Linked DNA regions of Homo sapiens: region 2 is linked to region 1. A link is a loop called in an ENCODE intact Hi-C map of the cell type or tissue named here. Cell type or tissue: Caco-2. All regions are shown on one strand.

Region 1 (8,000 bases):
TCCAGATTTGGGTGATAACTGATCTTCATAATTCCTATCTCATGTTAGGCCTTCCATAATGTTTTATTAATAAACGTATAATCATATATATTTTTGTTAAAGATTGTAAATTTTGGCAGAAACTTCCATTTTTAAAAATGCGACAATTTAAACACATTTGTATAATTTGGAAGAGCAAATCAAATTTTGAGTTATTATTGTAAAAATAACATTAACATAGAAAAGGAAGAAGAAAGAGGAGGAAAATGAAAAGAACATGAAATAATTTATTTTAATATGCATTTATAGTGAGAAGAATACAAATCAGGGCAAAAAGGACCCTTAGAATTTTCAGGATGACCTTCACTTTTCTCCTCATCCTGCATACAAGCATACCTTGGAGATATAGGGGGTTTGGTTCCAGACTACTACAATAAAGTAAATGTGTCAGTGAAGTGAGTCACAAAGAACATTTAGTCTCCTTGTGCTACTGTAATCTAGAAAGTGTGCAATAGCATTATGTCTAAAAAGGCAATGTACGTACCTGAACTAAAAATATTGATTAAAAATGCTAACAATTATTTGAGTCTTCACTTCTTTTTGCAGTGGAGGGTCTTGCCTTGACATTGATGGCTGCTGACTTATCAGGATGGCAAAAATGAAGGATGGGATAGCTGTGACAACTTAAATTAAGGCAACAGTGAAGCTTGTTGCATTGATTAACTCTTCCTTTCACAAATGATTGCTCTGTGGCATGCAGTGATCTTTGGTATTTTACCCACAGTGGAACTTCTTCCAAAATTGAAGTCAATTCTGTCAAATCCTATTGCTGCTTTATTAACTAAGTTTATACAATATTCTTAATCTTTTGTTGTTGTTTCAAAAGTGCTTACAAGAAATTCACCAGCAGTAATTTCCATCTCAAGAAACCACTCTATTTTTTTTTTCATTTATAAGAAGCAAGTCCACATCTATTAAGGTTTTACCATGAGATTGCAGGAATTCAGTTCCATCTTCAGGCTCCACTTCTAATTCTAGTTCTCTTGCTGTTTCCACCATTTCTGCAGTTGCTTCCTCCATTAAAGTTTCAAACCTCTCAAAGTTAGCCATGAGGGTTAGAAGCAACTTCTTCCTCACTACTACTACTTCTGATATTTTTATATTCTCCCATGAAGAATGAATGCTCTAAATGGCATCCTGAATCGTGAATTCTTTTCAGAAGGTTTTTAATTTACTTTGCCCAGATTAATCAGAACTATCACTTTCTGGGGGAGCTATAACATTTTGAAACGTATTTCTTAAATAATAAGATGTAAAACTTGAAATTAATCCTTTATCTATGGACTGCAGAATGGATTTTGTCTTAGCAGGCATGAAAACAACATAAATCTCTTTGTACATCTTCATCAGAGCTCTTGGGTGACTAGATGCATTGTTGGTGAGCAGCAGTACCTTAAAGGAATCTTCTTTTCTGAGCAGTAAGTCTCAATAGTGGGCTTAAAATAGTCAGTAAACCATGCTGTAAAGAGACGTGATTTTCTCCAGGCTTTAGTGTTCAATTTGTAGAGCACAAGAAGAGTGGATTTAACATCAATCTTAAGGGTCTTACAATTTTTGGAATAGTAAATGACCATTGCCTTCAACTTAAAGTCACCAGCTGCATCATCCTCTATTGACTTTTTCTCTCTAGTTATAGAAGTCCTGGATGGTATCTTCTTTCGACATAAGACTATTTTATCTATATTGGAAATCTGTTGTTTAGTGCAGCCACCTTTATCAGTTATCCTACCTGTATCTTCTGGATAACTCTCTCCAGCTTCTATAACAGTGCTTGCTGCTTCACCTTCCATTTTTATGTTATGGAGACGGCTTCTTTCCTTAAACCTCATGAACCAAGTTCTGCTAGCTTTCTTTACTCCTGTGGCTTTCTTACCTCTCTCAGCCTTCATAGAATTGAGGTAAGTTAGGAACTTGCTCTGGATTAGGCTTTACTTTAAGGGAGTATTGTGGCTGATTTAATCTTTCCAGACCACTCAAACTTTTTTCATATCCAAAATAACACTTTCATTTTCTTATTATTCATGTGTTCACTGGAGTAGCACTTTTCCATTTCTTCAAGAACTTTATTTTTTTTGCATTCACAGCTAAGCTTTCAGCCTATCTCCTCTTTCTACAGGCCCTCCTCAGTAAGCTTAAACATTTCTAAATTTTTATTTAAAGTAAGAGGCATGAAAAGTGTTTCTTTTGCTTGAGCATCTAGAGACCATTGCAGACTTATTAACTGGACTAATTTTAATTTTGTCATATCTCAGGGAAAAAGGAGGCCCAAGGAAAGTAAGTGAGATGTAGGAAGGACTGGTGGATGAAGCAGTAAGAACACACAACATTTACCAATTGTTTGTCATCTGATATGAGTATAGTCCATGGACCCCAAAACAGTGCAATGATTATATCAAAGATCACTTATCACAGATCACCATAACAGATAAAGTAAATAATAAAAAATGGAAATATAGCTAGAATTACCAAATGTCACACAAAGACACATGCCAAACATACTGTTAGAAAACTGACATAGATAGATTTGCTTGGTGCAGGGTTGCCACAAATAGTCACCTTGTAAAAAACCACGATATTTGCAAAGTAGAATAAAATGAAGCCCAATAAAGTGAGGTATGCCTGTATTTTCATGCATCTATTAAAATATTTAGAAAAACAATTCAGCCATTTGGGAAAAACATCTTTTTGATTAAGAGGGATTTCATTTCTGCTCCTAACTGGGGAAAATGTATCATGGAAAATTATTTGTCAATCAGATAATTTTAAACCTTCCTTCTTTTTTGAAAGGAATGCCATTGCAATAATTATTAAAACAATATGTCCAGTGATTTAAATATTTTAGTGATAAAATAATGCTACAATAGCAAAGTGATTCTATTTAAGAAAATATGGTGCTAAAAACAGCAAACACAAACTGTTAGCAAAATACATGAAAAAATTAAATGTATCAATAAGGGCCAATTTGAACCTGAAACGTTGAATACACACCACTTCAGTTTGCCTTTGATGTTTTAAGAGATGTATTTAAGAAGTTCATGTCTATTGAAATCAGCATTTGGTTTGGAGACAATGCCATATCAACTCTTTCATGAGATGTAAAACATCATGTCTGAAAGTTTCAATCTATTAACTACCTTCAATAAGAAATGGAACACATAAACTCCAATAATTTCAAGAATATATGTTCTAAATCATTTTCAGTCTTACAACAAAAATTTTGCATATTAATAAGCATTCAAGCATCTCGAAATAATTGTTGTCCTCTAATTTTGCTGCCCCTGTCCCCAAAGTACTTATGTTTTGCTAATTAAAACAACGCAAAATTCTGGCTAGAAAAATTTGCACAGAAGGTGGACAAACTCAATTGTGAAGACAGGTCTTGGAAACTCAAGTTAACTAAGACGTCCATCACTGTTTAAGTAATGGCTGGCAGGAATTATGCTAGTAAGAGATGACATATTAAGCAACATGAGTCAAAGTCTTAGGAACCCATATACATATTAGTATTAACCAGTATTCCACACGAATAGATATAATCTTGTTTCATTCAAAAAATACATTCTGACGTCGAATTTCTGTTTGCAGTGAATATCAGTTCAAGAATATGAAATGAAGCAAAACTATATATACACTGTCAGGGCGTTCAATCTTTAGATATGAGAACTCTATTTTAGAAAAAAATTGACAGAAGGAAACTTACATAATGCAACAGCAATTCTTTTCCATTCTATTTCTAAAATATACTTCTACGTTGTTCATTTCTCTCATACGCACTCTACCATCAACAGAGCCAAGCCCTGTTCATAACCCAAGGGATTGATTTCTCAACAGATTTTATTACTTACACTTTTGTCCTCTCCCACTCATTTTGGCAAAGCAGAGTGATTGCTGAAAAATCTAAAAATGATTCTGTCATAATTGCCAGTTAAAATGCTCCACTAAATTCTAAATAGATATGAAATAATATAAAAAATCTTTACTATTTTATCCATATGCTGCACATATGAGAGTTAACCTGGCTCATGCCTGTAATCCCAGCACTTTGGGAGGCCAAGGCAGGCGTATCACTTGAGGTCAGGAGTTCTACACAAGCCTGGCCAACATGGCAAAACACCATCTCTACTGAAAATACAAAAATTAGATGGGCATGTCCCCACAACCTGTAGTTCCAGTTACTCAGGAGGCTGAGGAAGGAGAACTGCTTGAACCTGGGAGACCGAGGTTGCAGTGAGCTGAGATAGACCCACTGCATCCCAGCCTGGGCGACAGAGGGAGACTCCATCTCAAAAACAAACAAACAAACAAACAAACAAAGTTAACTTACAGAAATGATAATGTAGATTTGTTTATTTTATGGAAATATATAATCATTTTTATATCATTCTGTTTAAATTAGGTCATATTAAAATAACAACAGACACAAAATTCTCAGGGGTATTGTCAGAAGCTTTTGAACCAGAACAACTCCCTCTTGAATAGAGGCTGAGTAAAATGAGCCTGAAACCTACTGAGCTGCGTTTCCAGTAAGTTAAGGCGTTCTTAGTCACAGAATGAGATAGGAAGTCGGCACAAGATACAGATCATAAAGACCTTGCTGATGTAACAGCTTGCAGTAAAGAAGACAGCTAAAACCCACCAAAACCAACATGGTGACGAGAGTGACCTCTGGTGTCCTCACTGCTGCACTCCCGCCAGTGAGTTTACAGTTTACAAATGTCAGTAAGTTACCCTACGTGATCTAAAAAGGGGAGGCATGAATAATTCACCCCTTGTTTAACGTATAAGCAAGAAATAACCATAAAAATGGGCAACCAGCAGCCCTCGGGGCTGCTCTATCTATGAAGAAGCCATTCTTTCATTCCTCCATTTCTTTTTTTTTTTTTGTATTTGAGAAGGAGGCTCGCTGTGTTCCCCAGGCCGGAGTGCAGTGGCGCGATCTCGGCTCACTGCAAGCTCGGCCTCCCGGGTTCACGCCATTCTCCTGCCTCAGCCTTCCAAGTAGCTGGGACTACAGGCGCCCGCCACCTCGCCCGGCTTATTTTTTGTATTTTTAATAGAGACAGGGTTTCACCGTGTTAGCCAGGATGGTCTCAATCTCCTGACCTCGTGATCCACCCGCCTCGGCCTCCCAAAGTGCTGGGATTACAGGCGTGAGCCACCGCGCCCGGCCTCATTCCTCCATTTCTTAAGAAACTTACTCTCAAGGTACTCTATGGAATTGCCTAGAATTCTTTCTTTCAGGAAACCCAGGAACCTTATCTGCAGGTCTGGATCGTGACCTCTTTTCCGTAATAGTAAATAAGCGCACATTTTAGCTTCTTACTGAAATAACATCATGGTTATAAGTTAAAATCGAGGCTGTTTTTAAAAAAGTTCTTGATCCGGCCTTGATTCTTAAGGAGATATTCTCGTCTAGGCATATCATGGCAGAGCGTAAAAACAGCATTGAAATTTACTATTATTAGAAGCCTCTTGAATGCTATAATATTTTTAAATAATATTTCTTATATTTAAGATGAATTTTTATTCGTATTTCTTATGTTTAATAATATACTCATGTTTAAAACATATTATTCAAAGTGCCTTGAACTACAGTTTTCACTCGGTATCCATGGAGGTACGGTTCTAGGATGCCTACAGAAACCAAAATCTGTAGATGTTCAAATCTCACATGAAAAATGATGCACTGTTTTCATATACTCTAAACACATCCCTCCATATACTTTAAATCATCTCTACGTTGTTTATAATACCGAATACAATGTAAATGCTACATAGTTATTATACAATTTTTTGTATGTGTATTATTTTTAATTTTTGTATTTTATTTTTGTTTTTATTTTGGTGAACACAATATTTTCTATTTGTGGTTGGTGAATCCACAGATACAGAGGGCTAACTGTTAAGTCTCTTTGTTTTATTCAGAAATCTGCAAGGTAAAAACATCTCCAAGTATGACTATTGTTCCTATGAAGGCGGGGTAATAAATCAATCAATGTTGTGAATTTTAAATCACCCTAAATATTATCTAAAATGATGGAATAAAAAATAGAAATAAGTGTTCTTAAAGTTTCTTTCTACTGGACACCACTGTCCCATAACATCAGAGAATTATAAGGGAAAGATTATAAGCCTAATTTCCTAGAACATGAAAAGAGATTAAACTTTGTTATTGGCATGAACAATGAGAAGCTCAATTTGGGATAATTTTTATTATTCTTTCCATTATAAGATGCACAGTATACTAATCTAATGAGCGCAAATAAGATTGACTTGTCATTAGATGTGTAAAGTATTTCAACAGCATCACTTTATTCTCCTTCAATCTCCTAACATAGTATGTGATTCATGTCACACAGATATTCATTCAAAAAGGTGAAAATGTTAATCTCTACCTAAGTTTTTCAGTGAGTTACAAGGATGTCCTTTGATGATTGAATTAAATGACACAGAAAAATGCCCAAGTTAGTCTAATGTACTCTCGTTAAAATGCATGTATGTTTTACCTAGTATAGGTCTTTCTATTGGCTATGCACCTAGGGATATATATTTTTTAATGCATTCTGATGGAAAATTTCTTACTGGAAAAAGTTTTTAAAGATCACATTTGGTGAATAACATGTGAAAAAGTGTAATTTGTTTTGCTCAGTCTGGATTTTGTCCAGAAAATAATACTTCCCTGTATTCATACTGAAGACACATACAATTGTTACATTGGATTTTCACTTACAAAGTGTTGTGATGGGTATATTAGCATTTATATAGAAAATATGATTTTTTACAATGAATACCAATTATTTTTATTTTTTACAATATCTAGCACTCAGGATAAGTGTATGGTATAAACTCAGAATATAGGTGCATGCCAAGTCATGTATTCTATAATATACTAAATTCCCATAAAATTATAGGTATGTTGTGCTTAGATAAATTCTTAGTTATCAGAGGAATGCATTTTTGGTTACTAATTTTAGGATTTAGTATAAACTGTATATATGACTGGTTAGTTTTAAAGACCAAATAAGAAAAGGTGAATGGGAACAGCCCTCAGGAAAAAAATGATTGGTATGAATTTAATGGAATTTTACATCATACAAGGATTTCTTACTCCATGAAGGGGGATGAGATGGTACGGTTTGAAACAAAGAGATGAAATTGGGCAAATGAAGTTAAAAGTACTGGCAACATAAAGTTCACTGCTTAATATTAGCTGCTTATTTAAGAATATCTTTCCATAATTCATTGAATTCAGACTGGTTTGTGAAAACTTATTATGCTCCAGGCAATTAAGATATAGCAAAAATTAGATATTATCTTGTCTTCAAGAGATATAGGCTGTTATCCTAGGTATAGAGAAGTAAACTGGTGATTTTCCTAGAGTAAAATAAATATTTTGACAGATGAATATTCAGAGTTTTATGGGATGAAATGCGGTTACAGAGACCTGTAACCATCTTGGAAAATGTGGCATAGAGCTGAGTCCTGGTGGCTGCTCAGAAGCTAACTCAAGAAAGAACTGGGAAGAGCATTTTCAGGCATGAAAGTATAGTACATAAAAGCTGAGAGTTGGGAGAGATTGTACATAAAGTATAAATGGGAGAGTGCTGAGCCAAGTAAACATATGGGCACCAATGCATGCATGCTTATTTGTGATGCATAGATGGGAGGGCACAGGACAAAGACCCTGCAAACATAATCCTCAGTGTACCATGGAAATAGCACAGCAGTTTGTTTTCTTCTCCTTTAGGAAATTTGAAGAATTATATTTAAAGATAGTTTATAAGAATAAAGCAAATTAAAAATACAAATATATAAAGAAGGCAAAAAATACCACCTAGCTCTCAATATTTGGTTTTCAGCCTCAATGTTATATTTTAATATATTTTAGCTTCCTAGTTATTGTTTGGGAGGGTTTGTAGTTACAGATTATATCACTCTCCCTTCTGCTTTGAGGAACTGAC
Region 2 (8,000 bases), 390 kb before region 1:
TGTTCCCTAACTGTCCTCAGGGTGCTCAGTTTTCTTCTCTTGGAGATTGAGTACCTCAGGTCTCATCAGCTTTCTAAAGCCTTTACACACATACACACACACACACAAACACACACATCCTTGCATGTTTTATTTCAGCCTTCAATGGGTAAGCTACTATAATTAGGAACATTCTATCCTAGACAGTGCCAGCATTCCCTATGTTAACACTTAAAACATAAATATATTTAAGTTTTTCAGAATGCTCTATTTTTTATAGTCATTGCACTTTAAATGGTCCATCTTATTTCTTTGTTGACACTTTCTCATACCAGTGTATTTTTTAATGAACTTTTTAAGAGCTAATATTCTCCAGAATTTGTGTCTTGTGAAAGTATATACATCTCTTCTGGGGTTTGCCTGTTATAAAGGCTCTACTTTTTAAGCAGTTATGATTTTTTTTTTGAGACAGTCTCGCTCTGTTGCCCAGGCTGGAGTGCAGTGGCATGATCTCGGCTCTGCAACCTCTGCCTCTCAGGGTCAAGCGATTCTCCTGCCTCAGCCTCTGGAGTAGCTGAGGCTACAGGCGCACACCACCACACCAAGTTAATTTTTTTGTATTTTTATTGGAGACAGGGTTTCACCATGTTGGCCAGGCTGGTCTCGAACTCCTGACCTCAAGTGATCCACCCGCCTCGGCCTCCGAAAGTGCTGAGATTACAGGTGTAAACCACTGTGACTGGTTGATCTACTTTTTATATGAGTGTATTTGCTGTGTGCTTCCCAAATATGCATAGTTTGCATTTGAATCTACCTCCCATGCTGGTAAGGAATAGAGTTTTCCAGTCCTTTTTGCCCAGTGAAATTTTGGCCAGATTAGGAAAAATATCCTTATCTGCCTCTGATATCCAGATTTACTTGGTATCAGTGCCTATTTATCAACCTTATTTGAGCTCCCTTTTTGCTTTAAGACATCAAGCAATTTTATTCTTGATTAGGGATTCAATAACATATGGAACAATAAGTTTTTATATATTATTTGACAAAATGATTATTATTGTAAAGTAGTATTAAGTTTGATCACTATTTCTGTTGAGTAAACTAGATTAAATAGAAGTCCTGGTATCTGATAAAAGTAGTTACACCCAAGTATGCTTCTTTATAGTTATCATACAAAAATTATAATAGTTCCCTATTCCTAGTTATCACTCTAAATTTATATATTAATAAATAACAAATCACTTCTGCAATAACACTAGTGCTTAGTCATTAAACCAAAGACAATATTCCTTATTATTATATTTTTCTTTAAAGGTAAGCAGAATTGATAAACATGTCTTGATTAACATTAGTGACATTTTGCTCTTGGGATCTATTGAAATTCTTCATTGAATTCCTTGAGAGACAGTTATTCATTATTTCTTATTCAATAAATATTTATTGCTTCCTGGCCTTTTGATTATTATACACTAGATATAAAAAATGTGGTTCTACATATGAAGTTTATAATAATAAAGTAAGAAAAACAGAAAGTAATAAGAAAACAACTACATAAATATACAGTGTAAGAGAACATTATAGTGAGACTTTCTCAGTTTTGGCCAAAGAATGTGTATTTCATAGCTAAAGAAAAGAGTAAGAACACCTAGTCAGATCATGCTTAGAGATCATATGAACACACATGATAATACAGTATGTCAATTACAATTATCTTTTGAGATTGCTATGTGTTCGAACTCAGGGTCAAGGGCTGCCTTTTTTAATAAAGTAAAATATGTCGAAGTAAAAAGGTTATTTTCAATAGGAAAGACTGAGACTAACACAGAAACAGAGATAATGGAGGATATGGCTGATAAATTTGCATCTCTGAATAAAATGAGTTCATGGACATTTCCACTCATTGTCTTTTGTTTATACCTATTTGAAAGTTTGCAATTTTTTAACCTAAAATAACCATAAGAAGGACTTGGCATGACCTTTTAAGATTAACCTAAAGTATGAGGCACCAAAGACTTGTGTTAATTCTTCTTCCAAATGTACAGAAGTTCTTTCTTTCACAAATTAATAGTAGTAAATAAGAAGATAATATTCTAAAAACATATTAAAATACAGAGGCTATAATCTTACTGTTTCTTATATGGCTAGTACTATTTTCTTGGTAAAGTTAAAGGCAAAATAGATTCTAAATATAAGTCATTTTGCAAATTTAGCAGAATTGGAATGCCTATTTTGGCAAAGTATTAAAATAGTTATTTTCAAACACTGTTAGATGTCCAATTTGCTTCATAGAAATTTTGAAATACAAATGTCACACATAAATTCTACACAATTAGAATAAAAGAAGTCTCAAAAATAGGGTCAGAAAATGCAAACACACACACACATACTTTAAACCTTTGTTCCATTTTCTCTTAGATAACATACTTAATTATTGATCTACCAATTTTCAACAAATTATTTTCATGTTCTCATTTAAAAAAGTGTATTTTTTTCTGTTGCTATGATAAAATACCATAAACTGAGTAATTTATTAAAACTAATAAATTTATGTTTTACAGTTCTGGAGACTGGAAAATCCAAAACCACGGCACCAGCATCTGGTGAAGATCTTTTCATGGCAAGAGAGAAAACACATGCATGTCAGCTCAAATCTCTTTCTCTTTTAATAATGTTGCTAGTCCCATCATGGAGGCCCCAGCCTTATGACCTTATCTAATGCTAATTACATCCAAAAGGCTCCACCTCCAATCAACATATGAATTTGGAAATTAGGTTTCCAATACGTGAAATTTGGGAAATGTATTTAAACCACAAACAGCCAGTTTAAAAGATTTTGCATTGAATAATAAAAGTGAACCAACAAATGTATTATGTGTATTTTTTAATCAGGTAGAATAACAGACACAGTCTTTTAAAAATAGTTTTTGATTTAGCTAAATACTTCATTTTGTGTGCTTTATTCCACATTCTTTCCTTCCTTCCTACCTTCCTTCCTTCCTTTTTCCTTCCTTCCTTGCCTCTTCCTTTCTTTATTTTCTTCTTTTTTTAACTAAAAGAAACATCTTCATTCATAAAACTTTGGAAGTCACTATGAAAGAAACCACAAAATGTTACTGTATGTAATTTAGTAGAAAAAAACATTTATAGGCAGACTCATTGGCTTATGTTTGTATTCCTGCCACTTTGGGAGACCAAGGCAGGATGAGTATTTGAGCCCAAGAGTTCAAGACCAGCCTGGGCAACAAAGAGACACCCCATCTCTACAAAAAATTGAAAAACAAAGTGACTAGACATGATAGCAAACACCTGTAGTCCCAGCTACTCAGGAGAGAAGATTCCTTAAGTCCAGGAGATGGAGGCTGCAGTGAGCTGTGATTTTGCCACCGCACTTCAACATGGGTGACAGTGTGAGACCCTGTAACGAAGAAAAAAAAAAAGAGAAATAACAATTCTATATTCTCTAGTAGCTTCTGAAGAACAAAAGAATAATACAGACTCAACCAACAATGCTATACATCCAACAACGCTATAGGTTCAACAATGCTAAATGGCTGTGCTGTCCTATAGACAGTGTCTATGATCCACGTGAGATTTTTTTAAACTTAAATTGCTTAAAATTAGATTAAATTAAACTTTTACTTTTTCCCATCACACTAGCCATATTCCAAGTTCTTATCAGCCACATATGGTAGATGACAGTGCAGATATAAAACATGTTCACCATCATAGTACTTTCTAGTTAATAGAGCACTAATAGGCCCACAAATCAATCTAATTTTTTATGAAAGTAAGAGTTCCTAAAGTTTCTGAAATATCATAAAAACCTATAATCTGAAGTAAAATAAATTGAACTAGAAAGGGCAAGAGTTTAATGATTAGGTATTTGTTTATAAAATTATCTGTACAATATTTACAAATTTAGTCCACATATACTTTCCATGGGGAGTTTTACTGATTAAAATTGCATTTGTATTTTTATGTGGGAAGGTTTAATGTAAAATCTTTCAGTGAGACTCACTTCATTTTAATCAAATTTCAAGTTAGTTTGCTCTTGGTACAGCAGATGGCAGACCTTGACTTGCAGAGATTATGACAGTCCATCTCAATGTTAGCAGTTACTCTTGAAACCTTGATTGGCAACTATGACTTTAGGCTAGTAAAATTAATTTTACTTCTAATTAGTTGTAATTATAAGGTATCAATTTAGAATGTCACTGTCCTATTAAGGTTGGATACTGACTCAGAATATGCAGCAATTTAGAATGTTGACTGTGGCACTACTGTTTTCAATTGAGCATCATCCCAATGTAAAATTGTTATTTGATGGCCCTTAAAATTCAGAGACTTTATATTATATACAAAATTTGTGCCATTTTATTTTGAAAGATCATTTATCAATTAGTTATTTAATTTGCTGACATACAGATACTCAAAACTTAGATCTTACAGTACTCCATAGATACTTATAGAAGTTGACCATAGTGGAATGCATCTTTGTTAGTTTGTTTGTATTTTAGAAAAAGCTATTAAAAGAGGAGTAGGTTGAAATCATTACAAATAATTTTATAACACTGATGGAATTATTTTTACAACGCAAGGTGGTTACCTCTATCTTAGGAAGGCCTTTAAGTACAGTCTTAGAAATGCTGAACTGGGTGTGGCTTAAATGTAGAGACTTAACATCTTTCTTGAAATAATACTAAACATGTTGAAAAAATCTATTATATTAAATAATTCGCCATTACTGTCCAATCAAGTGAAAGGATAGAGAATTTCAGAAACCCTTGCTTTCTGACTTACTAACATAGAGTTCTCTTCATGTCATGATTTCCACTTTTGTTTAAATCATGCTGAAAAACTCACTGTTTTACCAGGAGAGCAAATTGCTACAGAATTCAATCTGGGAGTCTGTGAAGCAATTAAACACTAAAACAGACAAGCAGTAGGGGACTCTTTTGGCTCAAGAGAATAAATTAGGAATGATGTTAACACAGTTAAGTTAAAGAAAAATTTTAATGGGTAGGCTCAGATGGTAAGTTTGTGGAAGCCCACAAAAACTCAGAATGAGTACCTGCTAGAATTATATTTACAATCTAATTAGATCTCAGGTAGAATATTATGAACATGTGCTTTATTTAAGTAGAATCTTTGCTAATTTTGATTATATAATCTGTCCGTGGCTAGACAAAATCAATGATGCATGAATTATTTAATAGATGCATAATAAAACTTTTACATTTCACATTTAGTTTAAAAGATTCAAATTATAAATATGAGACAATTCATTAAAACAAAATTATATATGCATATATATGTGTGTATGCGCACGTGTGTGGAGGTATATGGATTTTTTTTCCTTACAGCCTTTTTCTTTAATCCAGCGAATATGTATTTAATGTTTACTATATAGACGTATTTATCTTTAGGAAAGCAAAAGGCAGAGTCTCTGATATCTGTCATTAATGAGAACACAGTCATTTATGTGGAGAGACTATGAAGAAAATATTATCATCTACATATGAAGATTATTTTCCCAAAACACTGATGGAACTACTAATAATTCGTTTGTAACTATTTTTCTTTTTTTGAGACAGAGTCTCTCTCTGTTGCCAGGCTGGAGTGTAGTGGCATGATCTTGGCTCACTGTAATCTCCGTCTCCCAGGTTCAAGCGATTCTTCTGCCTCAGCCTCCTGCGTAGCTGGGACTACAGGTGCCCGCCACCACGCCCAGCTAATTTTTGTACTTTTTGTAGAGATGGGGTTTCACCATGTTGGCCAGGATGGTCTCGATCTCTTGACCTCATGATCCTCACGCCTCGGCCTCCCAGAGTGCTGGTGTAACTATTATCTTAATCCTTAAGTCTAATATTTGGGAATGGCTCCTCCAATCACTAAACCCAAATTCTGTGATTCAACTTAAATTTCTCACATGACATCTTCTAACTGGATACCATGCTTCTAGCCTTTCTCCAACAAAATTAATTCACATAGTCATGGATTGTTAAAATATCTTTCTAAAATTATTCACTTAAAAAGTGCTTAAATGGCTCCCTGTGGGTTTATAGGAGCACTTCCAAAAGTTGATTAATCATCAGAATCATATGGTTTTCTCTTAAAAATACACATATTTAAAGACCCAGAAGTATAGAATTAAAATCTCCAAGAAAGAGCTTTGCGAGCTTTACATTCAACAAGTATTTTAAAAGTACAATTTCCTACTTTTGAGAAACATTGGTTATTCGAGTCAGCACAAGTCAGAAACAGAAACCATAGTAGTCTTTTCAAACTAGAAAAATAAAATTTAATATAAAAAATTGTTAACTATTTATAAGGTTATTATCTAGATATTTTAAAGGTACAAAGAGAACTCTAAGATACCATGGAAGTATCAACTGCAAGATACAACTACTGACCCTTGTTCTGAGGGAATAAATGGAAGTGGTTACAATAATTCAAATTTAGAAACTTCTAGAAGGGGCCACGGAAGCTAAAATTAAGACCTCTGGCCCAGAGGTGATGCTGGTTTATACTAGTGTCTCTCAGCTGAGAAGAAGCCCCTCAATCCCATCTCATCCCCATGTAGCTGACATTGAGACCTCTGAGTTGTGATACCTTCTGGGTGGTCCAGATACATTTGAGGTGGGGCACCGTGACACTGGTTGTGCAAACGCTGGAAAAACTGAAGACTTGATTCAGCAACTGTTAAAATGATGGAGTGCTGCCAAGCTGAACAAACATTGCTGGGCAGCTGCCCACAGAATGAGGAAGCCTACAAGGAACCTACAGGAAGTACATTGGAAGTGTAAATCCCGTCTTCCTTTTCCAGTCTTACAGTCTCAGTCTGCTACTTACTGTTGGCGTATACTTACATAAATTCAGCATGAAAAGAAACAATGTGGTTTGCAGATTCCCTGTGTCAGTTTACCAAAGCAGGTTACAGAAGCATGGTGTTGGAGCTGGGAACCAATTGCTTTAAAACTAGCACATCAGTCTACCTGACAAAATTTGAAAAGATATGTTAGAGTCAACGGGATCCTATATGGTTTGCAGAGGGTCTGTCCATTGGTGGTCCTTTAAATGCAGCTCCTGCCAAGCACTTATCTGCGCATTGTCTATCGTAAATAATTCACTCACTTCTCCATTGTATTAAATATGAACGACCCTTTAATACCACACTGCCTTTGCTCCCCTTGGTTTATTTACCTACAATGAATTTTCACCTATCATCCATCTAAATGATACCTTATTATTGTCCGGGAATCTGTCTAATTTCAACTCTCCATAAAGGCTATGCTGATCCACATTTTGCAACCCAACTAACACATGCACACACACACACTCACACACACACAGATAAATACATATATAATATAATATGTATGTATATAATATATACATATGTGAGTATAGATATATATATATAAAATATTTACTGGCACCTTTAATATTTTGTGTAGTTTGTTCTGTTGAAAAATTGCAGCCTCTGTTGCAAAAAGTAACATCTACCCTACTACCATTGGTAGGGTAGGTGTTACATTAATGTTACACGTTAATGTCTTTAAAGTGTTGTTTAAAAGGCATTAAACTGTAATGTCTTTTATAATGAGTCATGTCTCTTTTATTTCAATACCTTGCAAAGGGCTGACATGTAGCAAGTAACGAATTATTTTTTAAGGAAATAATTAATTAAGACATCTAAGAGCAGCCCTCATGGATAAATCTAGATAATTACATAGAGATTGTAAAGTGACAAATATTTTAAGAGTAGTGTTTTTGTAGAAAGTGTATCAAGAAAAAAGGTAGATATAAAAAGTCATGATTCAATCAAAGATAGACCCATAGGTGTAAAATATCTCTCACAAAATCTGTTTTTTAAATAAACATGAATAAAGATAGAAAGTCAATTTAACTGTTAAGAATAAAACTTTATGATAATAGTAAAACATTTCTTATTTAGGATAGAACTATAGAAAAAATATTAACTCATTTATAATGAAATATTTAATGTATTTTCCTCATTA

The links. Hi-C counts contacts between places; a loop is a spot of excess contacts. Peaks named below come from ENCODE experiments on the same cell type or tissue, not always from the same donor. Only the 100,000 strongest peaks of a DNase experiment are listed, where the experiment ranks them.
Region 2: a loop joins it to region 1, with 27 times the contacts of the local background. A loop is called at or near these places in 19 of 110 quality-filtered maps.

Annotation. Positions count from the first base shown.
Region 1 is chr5:23,349,316-23,357,315 of GRCh38, reverse strand. No RefSeq gene overlaps it. Among named protein-coding and RNA genes, the nearest start is that of PRDM9, 150 kb to the left of the region's middle. In Caco-2, no CTCF peak of the experiment used is centred here; a DNase peak (open chromatin) is centred at 4,685.
Region 2 is chr5:23,738,948-23,746,947 of GRCh38, reverse strand. It overlaps LOC124901158 (a long non-coding RNA gene), which reads left to right. Exons shown (of 2, transcript XR_007059096.1): 1 at 1-59; 2 at 2,538-2,843. Among named protein-coding and RNA genes, the nearest start is that of LINC02899, 210 kb to the left of the region's middle. In Caco-2, no CTCF peak of the experiment used is centred here; no DNase peak of the experiment used is centred here.